Linked DNA regions of Homo sapiens: all the other regions are linked to region 1. Evidence: chromatin loops called from intact Hi-C (ENCODE). Cell type or tissue: B cell. All regions are shown on one strand.

Evidence for each region. A loop is a pair of places that touch in the nucleus more often than their neighbours do. Peaks named below come from ENCODE experiments on the same cell type or tissue, not always from the same donor. Only the 100,000 strongest peaks of a DNase experiment are listed, where the experiment ranks them.
Region 2: it touches region 1 in a loop (6-fold over the local background); 4 of 110 quality-filtered maps call a loop at or near these places.
Region 3: a loop joins it to region 1, with 15 times the contacts of the local background. A loop is called at or near these places in 39 of 110 quality-filtered maps.
Region 4: it touches region 1 in a loop (19-fold over the local background); 14 of 110 quality-filtered maps call a loop at or near these places.

Annotation. Positions count from the first base shown.
Region 1 is chr11:102,611,690-102,614,189 of GRCh38, forward strand. MMP20 (matrix metallopeptidase 20) reads right to left here. Exons shown (of 10, transcript NM_004771.4): 3 at 66-214. Among named protein-coding and RNA genes, the nearest start is that of MMP20, 12 kb to the right of the region's middle. In B cell, CTCF peaks have their summits at 1,439 and 1,642; a DNase peak (open chromatin) is centred at 1,482; H3K4me3 peaks cover 290 bases.
Region 2 is chr11:102,546,129-102,548,628 of GRCh38, forward strand. No RefSeq gene overlaps it. Among named protein-coding and RNA genes, the nearest start is that of MMP7, 17 kb to the left of the region's middle. RefSeq lists silencers at 911-1,020, 1,171-1,220. In B cell, no CTCF peak of the experiment used is centred here; DNase peaks (open chromatin) are centred at 503 and 1,063; H3K27ac peaks cover 1,663 bases.
Region 3 is chr11:102,340,647-102,343,146 of GRCh38, forward strand. No RefSeq gene overlaps it. Among named protein-coding and RNA genes, the nearest start is that of BIRC2, 5.3 kb to the right of the region's middle. In B cell, CTCF peaks have their summits at 1,289 (motif pointing right) and 1,497; a DNase peak (open chromatin) is centred at 1,305; H3K27ac peaks cover 1,421 bases.
Region 4 is chr11:102,366,262-102,368,761 of GRCh38, forward strand. BIRC2 (baculoviral IAP repeat containing 2) reads left to right here. Exons shown (of 9, transcript NM_001166.5): 6 at 2,045-2,287. Among named protein-coding and RNA genes, the nearest start is that of BIRC2, 20 kb to the left of the region's middle. In B cell, CTCF peaks have their summits at 1,319 (motif pointing right) and 1,518; DNase peaks (open chromatin) are centred at 1,360 and 2,380; H3K27ac peaks cover 864 bases.

The sequences.
Region 1 (2,500 bases):
TAGAAGGAACAGTATTGGGACAACTCTCCTTTGAATTAGTAGATGGAATCCAAGTACCACAATACCTCCATTTTCAAAAGATATCATAATATCCGCTTCTCCTGAGTTTATTCTGACAAAGCTCAGAGGGACGGCGCTACTCCAGGCCTGCAAGGCCATCTCCACTGCTTTGTCCACCTCGACAGAACTCATGGAAGGTGTGTATTTAGATATTCTGTGAAAACGGAAGGAACATGTTTTCTTTTCAGTAACTGCTCCGAAGAAGGCAAGAATTATATGTTGTATTCAAAAAATGTTAAATGTAAATCTACAATTTAGATTTTTCTCTGAAATAATAATTCTTATTTTGCTTTATTATATGTTAAATTTCTGCATATGAAACAACAAGACAAATGAAAGGGAGAGATGAGAGACAGTTGGGATAATCCGGTACTGAAACCATTTAGCTTTCATTGTTATTATACTACCACCGACTTAAAAGAATAAAATTTGTGGCCGGGCGCAGTGGCTCACGCCTGTAATCCCAGCACTTTGGAAGGCTGAGGTGGGAGGATCACTTGAGGTCAAGAGTTCGAGATCAGCCTAGCCAAGATGGTGAAACCCCATCTCTACTAAAAATACAAAAATTAGCTGGGCGTGGTGGTGCAAACCTGTAGTCCCAGTTACTTGGGAGGCTGAGGCAGAAGAATCATTTGAACCTGGGAAGTGGAGGTTGCAGTGAGCCAAGATCGGGCGACTGCACTCCAGCCTGGGTGACACAGTGAGACTTCACTCAAAAATAATTAAATAAATAAATAAGATAAATAAAACTTGTGAAATGTTACAGGTAGTAAGTAGTCAATTTTTCTTAAAGTCGTTTTCATTGAGAGAGGACCTCTTTTTCCCCAAAGGGACTGGATGTTTTCAATTATAAAAAATAGAAATGTGGAGTTTTGAAGTTTTGCTAATTCTTATTCAAAGCTCCTCAGGATTTCCCCAGGGCTATTGGGGAAGGTTTTTTTTTCCCTCAGAATAATGCATTCTTTTCTTTTTTCTTTTTCTTTTCTTTCTTTTTTTTTTTTTTTGAGATGGAGTTTTGCTCTTGTCGCCCAGGCTGGAGTGCAATGGCATGATCTCTGCTCACTGCAACCACTGCCTCCCAGGTTCAATTGATTCTCCTGCCTCAGCCTCCTGAGTAGCTGGGATTATAGGTGCCCGCCACCACGCCGGGCTAATTTTTATATTTTTGGTGGAGACGGGGTTTCACCATGTTGGCCAGGCTGGTCTTGAACTGCTGACCTCAGGTGATCCGCCCTCCTCAGCCTCCCAAAGTGCTCGGATTACAGGCGTGAGCCACTGCCCCCAGCCCAAAATAATACATTCTTAAAGAGGAAGGGCTAGCTTTAAAAACGGAGGCTCACTGGAATTGAAAAAAGGGTGAGCCTTTCAGCAATTACTGGTGTGACGATGACACCTGAAGGCAGAAAAATGTAGTGCTTTTTGGACTGTGGGTGGAGTCAGAGTTGGTGATTGTTAGAACTTTCTGCTCTGAAGCCCAGGGTCTGGGGATTTCTGGCAGCACACAAAGGAAAGGCAGGGAGGGCAACTTCTACCCGAGACCTTGGGCTGGGCTGGAATATGATGCAAAGTGAGAAGCTGTGTCTGTGAGAGCCAACCCCATGAGCAGGGACCGGCCCTGCTTTCTCTCTCTCTCTCTAGCTCCTAGTTTAGTGCCTTGCACATAGCAGATGCTTAGCAATTGCTTGATAAATAAATGAATGAATTAAAGAATTAAAGCTAGCTGTTTTAGGGCCCACTCAGTGGCTCTCGAAGTTTAGGACCTGTGATAATTACCTAGGAAGCTTGTTAAAAATACAGGTATGATCCAGAAATCTGTGTTTTGAAAGGTATCTTAGGTTATTATAATGCAGATGGTGCAATTTCAATGAGAAACCAACAGCAGTAATCCTAGGGTCCCAAATGAAAGGACTGTGCCCACAGAAAGGATAGCAAATAGCTCAATTCAGGACTTGAGAGGGAAGGAACAAGGAGCTCTTTAACCCCAGGTTTGGGGCCAAAAGAAGAGAGCTATAGAATTGAAGGGGGATACCAGACAGACCCTTAAAGGGACTATTTAATGCTTTCAAAATATGCCAAGCCCACTGCATAATATGAGTCTGCAATTTATCACAACTAGGTGGACTTAGTACTTTGACATGCCCTCGCATTTTTGGTAAGTCAGCCATATCTTTGAGCTGACTTTGTGTGTTGGCCTGGAGAAGACAAGGAAGGAGAGAGGGATAGCACCAGAGAAGAAGAGAACATGGAAAAAGGGATCCCCGAATCAGGGTCTGGAGCTTGATAAAGCAATAGTAATACTAGCCAATATTCTTTGAAGTCACACTATGTGCTGTTGCTGTATGCACTTTTTAATGTGGCATTTATCTAATCCTCACTTCGACCCCTAAGAGGAAGATCATCATCATCATCTACATGTTATGATTAGTCAGGTTTGAGCCCA
Region 2 (2,500 bases), 66 kb before region 1:
CACTTTGGCATAAGGATCATATTAAGCTGAAGGCAATTGAGAAGAAGCAGATACAAGAAAAGCTCTCTGCCTTTTCCCTATTTGCCTAAAAGTGTGACATAAATTTGTAAACTAGCTATTATCTTCCATTAGTTAGTTCCCTTGTGCATTTCCCTTCACATAATTTGCAGCTATAGAAACTCAAAGCCCTTTTCTTTTGTTTTGTCATTTCTCTAAAAATTTGTTGTTCTTCTGTTAAGATGCTATTTAAATCCAAGTTCTTACTACTGCTTTGAGGTACTCATCACTGAATGCTCCTTTGTGTAAACACATGTTAATCAACGTTTGTCTTTTTACTGTGAATTTGTCTTTGTTGGTCTAATTTTTAGGGCCTCAGCCAGAGAACCTAGGAGGGTAGAGGGAATAATATTTTTTCTACCCTACATTAGTCATAGGGAACTCCCACAGGGCTGAAAGTATGGGCTGGGGAAGAGCTATTGGTGCAAAAGACATAGGTGACGTGAGAGGTTTGGCTACTTGGTCATGTGAAGAGTCTCCTACGTTTCCTTAAACTCAATAGCTGTTTTTTTTTTTTTTTTTTTTTTTTTGATAATTTGCATTTGATTATTTTTGGTCTTTTTCCTCTCAATGCAAATCATGATTAAATTATATAGCATGCCACTACATTTTTTTTTGTGGCATTTAATAATCGATTCAATACTTTTGCCATCAGGATTTTCTTTTGCCTACTTTTTTGTTTTGAGGAAGTTGTATTCATTTGTGGTGAAGGAAAGAATTCTCTAATGTTTTATATATTCCTTGGAAGGAAGTCTGACATCATGTTACATACTAGTTATTTCAGTCTGAGAATTTCCTAAGGTGTTTGTACCATTAGAAGTGTTCTGCTTGGTAAATACAAAACTCCACCAGTTCTTCTTTTTCAGGGCCTGCTTCATTGACTGAACTTCCCCAACCTGCATGTGTAGCCTCATCACAGATTGCCTAAAATGATGTCACATTGCCATACATTATTAGCAGAGTTATTTTGTATAAGGGACATTCTTTTTCCTTAGGGACCTGTGTTTGGAGTATGCTTATGAGCCAGACAGAGAATTGGGGAAGCAGAATTGAAGTTCCTGGTTGGTTATAAATAATGTGTGTGGGTAGCATGATGCTGGAGGTGTTGGTACAGCACCCACAACGCACTTGACCACATTTATGAGTCCCTTGAGGCGGTGACCGATCATGACCCTGGTTTGTGTTCACAGAACTGGTTTGTGGCCTGACATGCAGGAGGCAATGTAGGGTGGTAGAAACAACATGGACTTTGAAATAAGGAACCTCTGGATTGAAATCTCAAAATTTAGATGTGGGTAGGGTATTAACTTCCCTGGGCCTAATTTCTTACCTCAAACATGTTAATATAGAAGGTCTAAAACTTTCTTGTTTCTGGCCTCCCGGGTCTTAGTGATTTTTTTCATAGTGCCCTTAGGCCAGAAAAATGACCAACAATCCTGTTTATTAACGGTCCTGTTTATTTAATTAGGTCTAAATCAACTTATTAAGTATGTCCCAACAACTTGGTAGCTATTTAAAAAAAATACCCATAAACTGAAAGAAAAAATAAATTTTAATTTTATTCTTAAATAGTCACAATTCCTTATGGATGGAATTTGTGTGCCTTTTGGATACCATACAATTTCTTGATTTTTGGAATAAGGTCAATTGATTTTCATTCAGTGTTTCCTTTTTTTTTTTTTTTGAGACGGAATCTCGCACTGTCACCTGGGTTGGAGTGCAGTGGCGCGATCTTGGCTCACTGCAACTTCTGCCTTCCGAGTTCAAGTGATTTTCCTGCCTCAATCTCCTCAGTAGCTGGGATTACAGGTATCTGCCACCATGCCCAGCTAATTTTTAGTAGAGAAGGGGTTTCACTATGTTGGCCAGGCTGGTCTCGAACTTCTGACCTCGTGATCTGCCCACCTTGGCCTCCCAAAGTGCTGGGATTACAGGCGTGAGCCACCGCACCCGGCCTCACAGTGTTTGCTTTTTATTACAGCAACAGCAGAAAACCCAGCTTTGCAAAATTCAGTGATATCTAATGGAATATAGCGTCATCTACTATTGAAATTGTGAACTACTTCGAGCAGTTTGTGAAGTGTCCAGCAAACATCGAGTGTCACTGTATTTCCCTTGAAAATTTGAAGTATTCTGTGGGTTCACATTTGCAGCTCAGGTTTCTCAACATGCAGTTTGAGAACTGTGCATAGAATTGAGAAGACGTATGTGCAGGGATGTTGTGAGAATGAATGTTATAGTGATTAGGCAGTACCTGATGCATCATAGGTGCCCAATAAAGCAGCTAAGGACATGTGCTTGTTGAAAGAAGGAGAAGGGGAGGGGAGGAGAAATGGAAGGAGAAGCGGAAGGGAGGAGAAATGGAGGGAGCAAGGGATAGAGGACTCAGAAAAATATGGCTCATAACTTGATCCAGCAAAGATTCCTCTGAAAAATAAAATCT
Region 3 (2,500 bases), 270 kb before region 1:
CTCATTCTTCAGGTGTCAGCCTCCATGTTACTTTCTCAGACTGTCTTTCTCTGACTTCTCCCATCTAGATTATATCCCTTTGATAGTCTCTTTAGTAGACCCTTTGTTCTTTTTCTTCATAACACTTAACACAATTTATATTTACAGTTTTTAATGCCATAGTCTGTTGTCAAATTTTCCACGAGGACAATAATCATGTTTTCTGTTCACCATTATATGTGTAGCACTGAGCACAGGGCCTGACAGAAAAGACCCTTATTGAGTAAATGAATGAATGAATGGCTTCCTGTGAGTGAACATGGAATGTGAGAGATTTCTTCCTCTTTAAATACCACTGCTGATAAAGTACTAAGGCAGAATAATTGATAAAGTAGATCATGGGCCAAATTCTGCCTTTAGATATCAAAAGGAATCTTTAGAGAGGAAAGATCACCCTAGTTTAAAAGGATTCATGTAGGAGATGGGAATTGGAACTGATTTCTGATGAGGAGGCATGGCATTTCAACTCTGGAAAGAGCATAAGGTACAGATATAGGCATTAGAATCTTAATAACAACAATTAACTGACATTTATTTACTTTTGGTATTTTGTTTTGTTCTTGTTTTTGAGACAGAGTCTAACTCTGTTGCCCAGGCTGGAGTGCAATGGTGTGATCTCAGCTCACTGCAACCTCCGACTCCCAGGCTCAAGTAATTCTCATGCCTCAGCCTCCCAAGTTGCTGGGATTACAGGTGTGCATCACCACACCTGGTTTTTGTATTTTTAGTAGAGACGGGGTTTCGTCATGTTGGCCAGGCTGGTCTTGAAATCCTGGCTTCCAGTGATCCACCCACCTCAGCCTCCCAAAGTGCCGGGATTACAGGCGTGAGCCACCACGCCCAGCTTGATATTTATGGAACTCAAATGTACTAAGTGTCTATATTCATTATCTGATTTGAGACACTGTAATTTAGGAGAGGCAGTAGCACAGGAATTGAAAGTTCAGTCTTCGGATTCCAATCACAGCAGAGTAAGCTTGGGCAATTATTTAACATCTCTGTGCCTCTGTGGGCTTAGTCCCTTGCATGATTGCCTTCTGGAAATCCATAGGAAAGGCTTTTCCTGGACTTCCATCGGCTTTTGGGATCCTAGAATTCTTTTTTCCTTCCTTGACAGGAAATATGTACAGGAAGAACAAGGTCCTCTCTGCCTTGTGTTTGTCAGTATTTCTTGTGACTATTTTCTCCTAAACATAAGGTTTTTCTGAGTTCAAGGATTTTGGGGCTGATCAAAGAAGAGATGTGACCACAAGGTGGCAGTAGCATGCAACAAGCTTTATTTGGGTGGTGCTTGACAGACTGCATGTAAGGAGGACATCCCTCACAGCTGGACACCTTCCAGAGGCAGAGGTGTATGGCCACCATGCAGAAGGGGAAGAAGGCAAGGGAACTACTCCTGGGGTAGGGGAGAAGCAGAAATGGGGTTTATCTGTCTAGGATGTTGTACAGCTACAAGATAAGATAGGGAGTCTCTGAGTTAGAGAACTTGGAAGGGCAGCAGAGGTTTGGGGTCTTTTATAGCTCTATGCTTTGTCTTATCTTTGGTTAACAGATGCCAGGTACGGTTTTATCTTTGGCTAGCAGGCAGACTCTAAATGGCTAAAAACATGGCCATCTGAGCTATGTGTGTGTGTGTGTGTGTGTGTGTGTGTGTGTATGTATATATATATATATATATATATATATATATATATATATATATACTTTTTTTTTTCTTTGAGATGGAGTGTTGCTCTGTATCCCAGGCTGGAGTGCAATGTCTCACTGCAACCTCCACCTCCTGGGTTGAAGAGATTCTCCTGCCTCAGCCTCCCAAGTAGCTGGGACTACAGGCATGCACCACCATGCCCGGATAATTTTTGTAATTTTTAGTAGAGATGGGGTTTCACCATGTTGGCCAGGCTGGTCTCAAACTCCTGACCTCAGGCAATCTGCCTGCCTTGGCCTCCCAAAGTGCCGTGATTACAGGCGTAAGCCACTGCACCCGGCCCATCGGAGCTACATTTGAGCAATTACATGGATAAAATTTTGAGCTTAGATAAGGTAAGTTTTGAGCTAATGGTCCCAGACTGACGTGAAGAAGCAAACAATATGCGCCCAATATACTCAGGCCGTCTTTAACACCTTTATTTTCCTAACTTTTAATTCATTGATTTTTGAAACTGGAGTTGCTGAAATTCTAATTTACATTAAATTATTAAGGTTTACTAATTAAGCCTTTAAATAATATTTCTGTAAATTTTTAAAACCTGACTTTTGATACAGATGCCAACATTTTAAAGCTGTCTTGGATTTTAAGAGTCTCAATATTATCTATAAAAATCTTTTTAGCAATTACCTTGGCTGAGTGCTCATATACAAAATAAACTGATTAAATCAAGGGAGCTATTGGATCCTCTCTAGTTCCAAAACCCTAATGAAGGGTTTTATGAAAATTAAAACCCAAAGTCTTACCACAGAA
Region 4 (2,500 bases), 250 kb before region 1:
TCTGATTCCTCTCCTTCCTTTAGTTTGTATATTTAATCTATCAGAAGTCTTTTCATTTCTGTCTTCATAACATATGCCAAATCTGACTACATCTCACCATCTCCACCACTGTTTTTTTTTTTTGAGATGGAGTCTTGCTCTGTTGCCCAGGCTGGAGTGCAGTGGCGCAATTTTGGCTCACTGGAAGCTCCACCCGCCGGGTTCACGCCATTCTCTTGCCTCAGCCTCCCAGGTAGCTGGGACTACAGGCGCCCACCACCACGCCCGGCTAATTTTTTGTATTTTTTTTTAGTAGAGATGGGGTTTCACTGGATTAGCCAGGATGGTCTCGATCTCCTCACCTCATGATCCGCCCGCCTTGGCTCCCAAAGTGCTGGGATTACAGGCATGAGCCACCATGCCCGGCCCTCCACCACTATTAACCTAATCCAAACTACCGTCATCTGTGTCTAACATCCTAACAAGTCTTCCTGATTCTGGTTTACCCCATTAAAGTAACATCTCCACCGAGCTGCCAGAGTCATCTTCTGAAAACACAAGTCAAGTTTTATCAGTTGCATGCTTGAAACACTCCTAGAATATTCTACCAAACTTAGAATAAAATATAAACTCTTAGGAAGCCTCTGCTTATCTGGGCATTGTCCTCCTTTTTTTACCTTCTACCACCTTCTTTCTGTTTCTTGATCATGTCAAGCTTTTCCCTCAATTTAAGGTTTTTACACTTGCTGTTCTCTTTGCTTAGAAGACTTCTTTGAGATATTTCCATAGCTCACTCCTTTTTCCCCCCAGTATTAATAATTTTACATGTAATAGATGTATACATTCTTCATAAGGGAAAGAAAACTAAATGCTGTAGGCAATGCCAAATTCCCCTCTGATGCTTACATACAGTTCTGTTTCTAACTTCTAATACCCAGAGCTCAGTAGCATGGGCTAGGTATATACCAGTTTAGTTCGTTTGTATATTTTTAAATTTTTTCACAGTAGTCCAGCATATATTGCATTTTATTTATCCATTCCCTATTGAGAGCTATTCCTGTTATTTTCTGTTTTTTTTTTTCTGCTGTAAATATTGCTGTAATGATCCTCTAATGTGTCTCTTATCTTGAACATAAAGTATTTCCTCAAGGCATGCGCTTAAAAATGAAATAGAGCTCATTCCTTGTTATTTAAATCTTTGTTCTGGTGCCATTTCTTCGGACACGGATTCCACGCGTGTTTGAACAAGAGGGGACATTGTTGACGTTGTATATTTATTATAAGTTTCCAGAAGATGGCAGTAGTGTCTTGAAGAATTATGTCTTTTTGTATTTTTTCATAAAAGTATCATATGGGCTAGCATTGACTCTTAGCAGAAAATGCTTCCCTGACTACCCTATCTAAAATGACTTCCTGCTTCCTGGTTTCTTTTAATGACCTTACACTACTTTTTTCTTCAGAGCATCTGTCACTGTCTAAAATCATACTGCCTTAATTACTTCTGAAGCCATACTTTTTCACTACATCTTCTGGGTGAACTGATCTTCTATTTTACTATACTTCCCATTTTTGTTTATGTTATTCTCTCTACCTCAGCAATCCACTTGTCTAGACCCTGTCCATCCTTCAAGTCCAAACTCTAATGCGCCACTTTTCCATGAAGTCTTTGTGATTTCCCCCCACTTTCCTGGCTGGAGAAGATTATTTCTCACTTCTAAGTTCGTATAGCATATTGGTTTCCAGAAATGACTATACATCAGAATCATTTGGGAAATATTCAAAAGATACAGATTCCTAATTCTTATCCTTAGAGAATCTTTCATTAAGTAAGTCTAGGATGTAGCCAGAGAGGTGGGTTTTGTAAAAAGTATAGCATATTAATTGTATTCTCATTTGACCATTATGAAGTTCAAACTTTTATTGGAGTTATAGGTAATCGATGCATATAGCTCATCTCCTTTACCAGAATATGAGAGTAAAGGATGAATAAAGATTGTGCCATGATACTTTTTTCCATAGGTTTATGTTTGTGGAATTTAATATTAGCATGTTTCTTTTCAAATAGTTATTCATTTTGGACCTGGAGAAAGTTCTTCAGAAGATGCTGTCATGATGAATACACCTGTGGTTAAATCTGCCTTGGAAATGGGCTTTAATAGAGACCTGGTGAAACAAACAGTTCAAAGTAAAATCCTGACAACTGGAGAGAACTATAAAACAGTTAATGATATTGTGTCAGCACTTCTTAATGCTGAAGATGAAAAAAGAGAAGAGGAGAAGGAAAAACAAGCTGAAGAAATGGCATCAGGTATTTGGGGATGTTAGTCACCTGCATTGTTTCTCAGTGGAGCTCTTAGGACTGTCTCACATGTTACAGGACACCATGCTTGTTTCACATCCACTAACTGCTGGTAGCAGTCCTCCAGTCATTTCGAAACCATCCCTCCTTTTCTACCCCTTTCAATTGCTTCTAGTTGAGAACCATTGACTGCCGCTTTTTTCTATACATTTATTTTCGGAT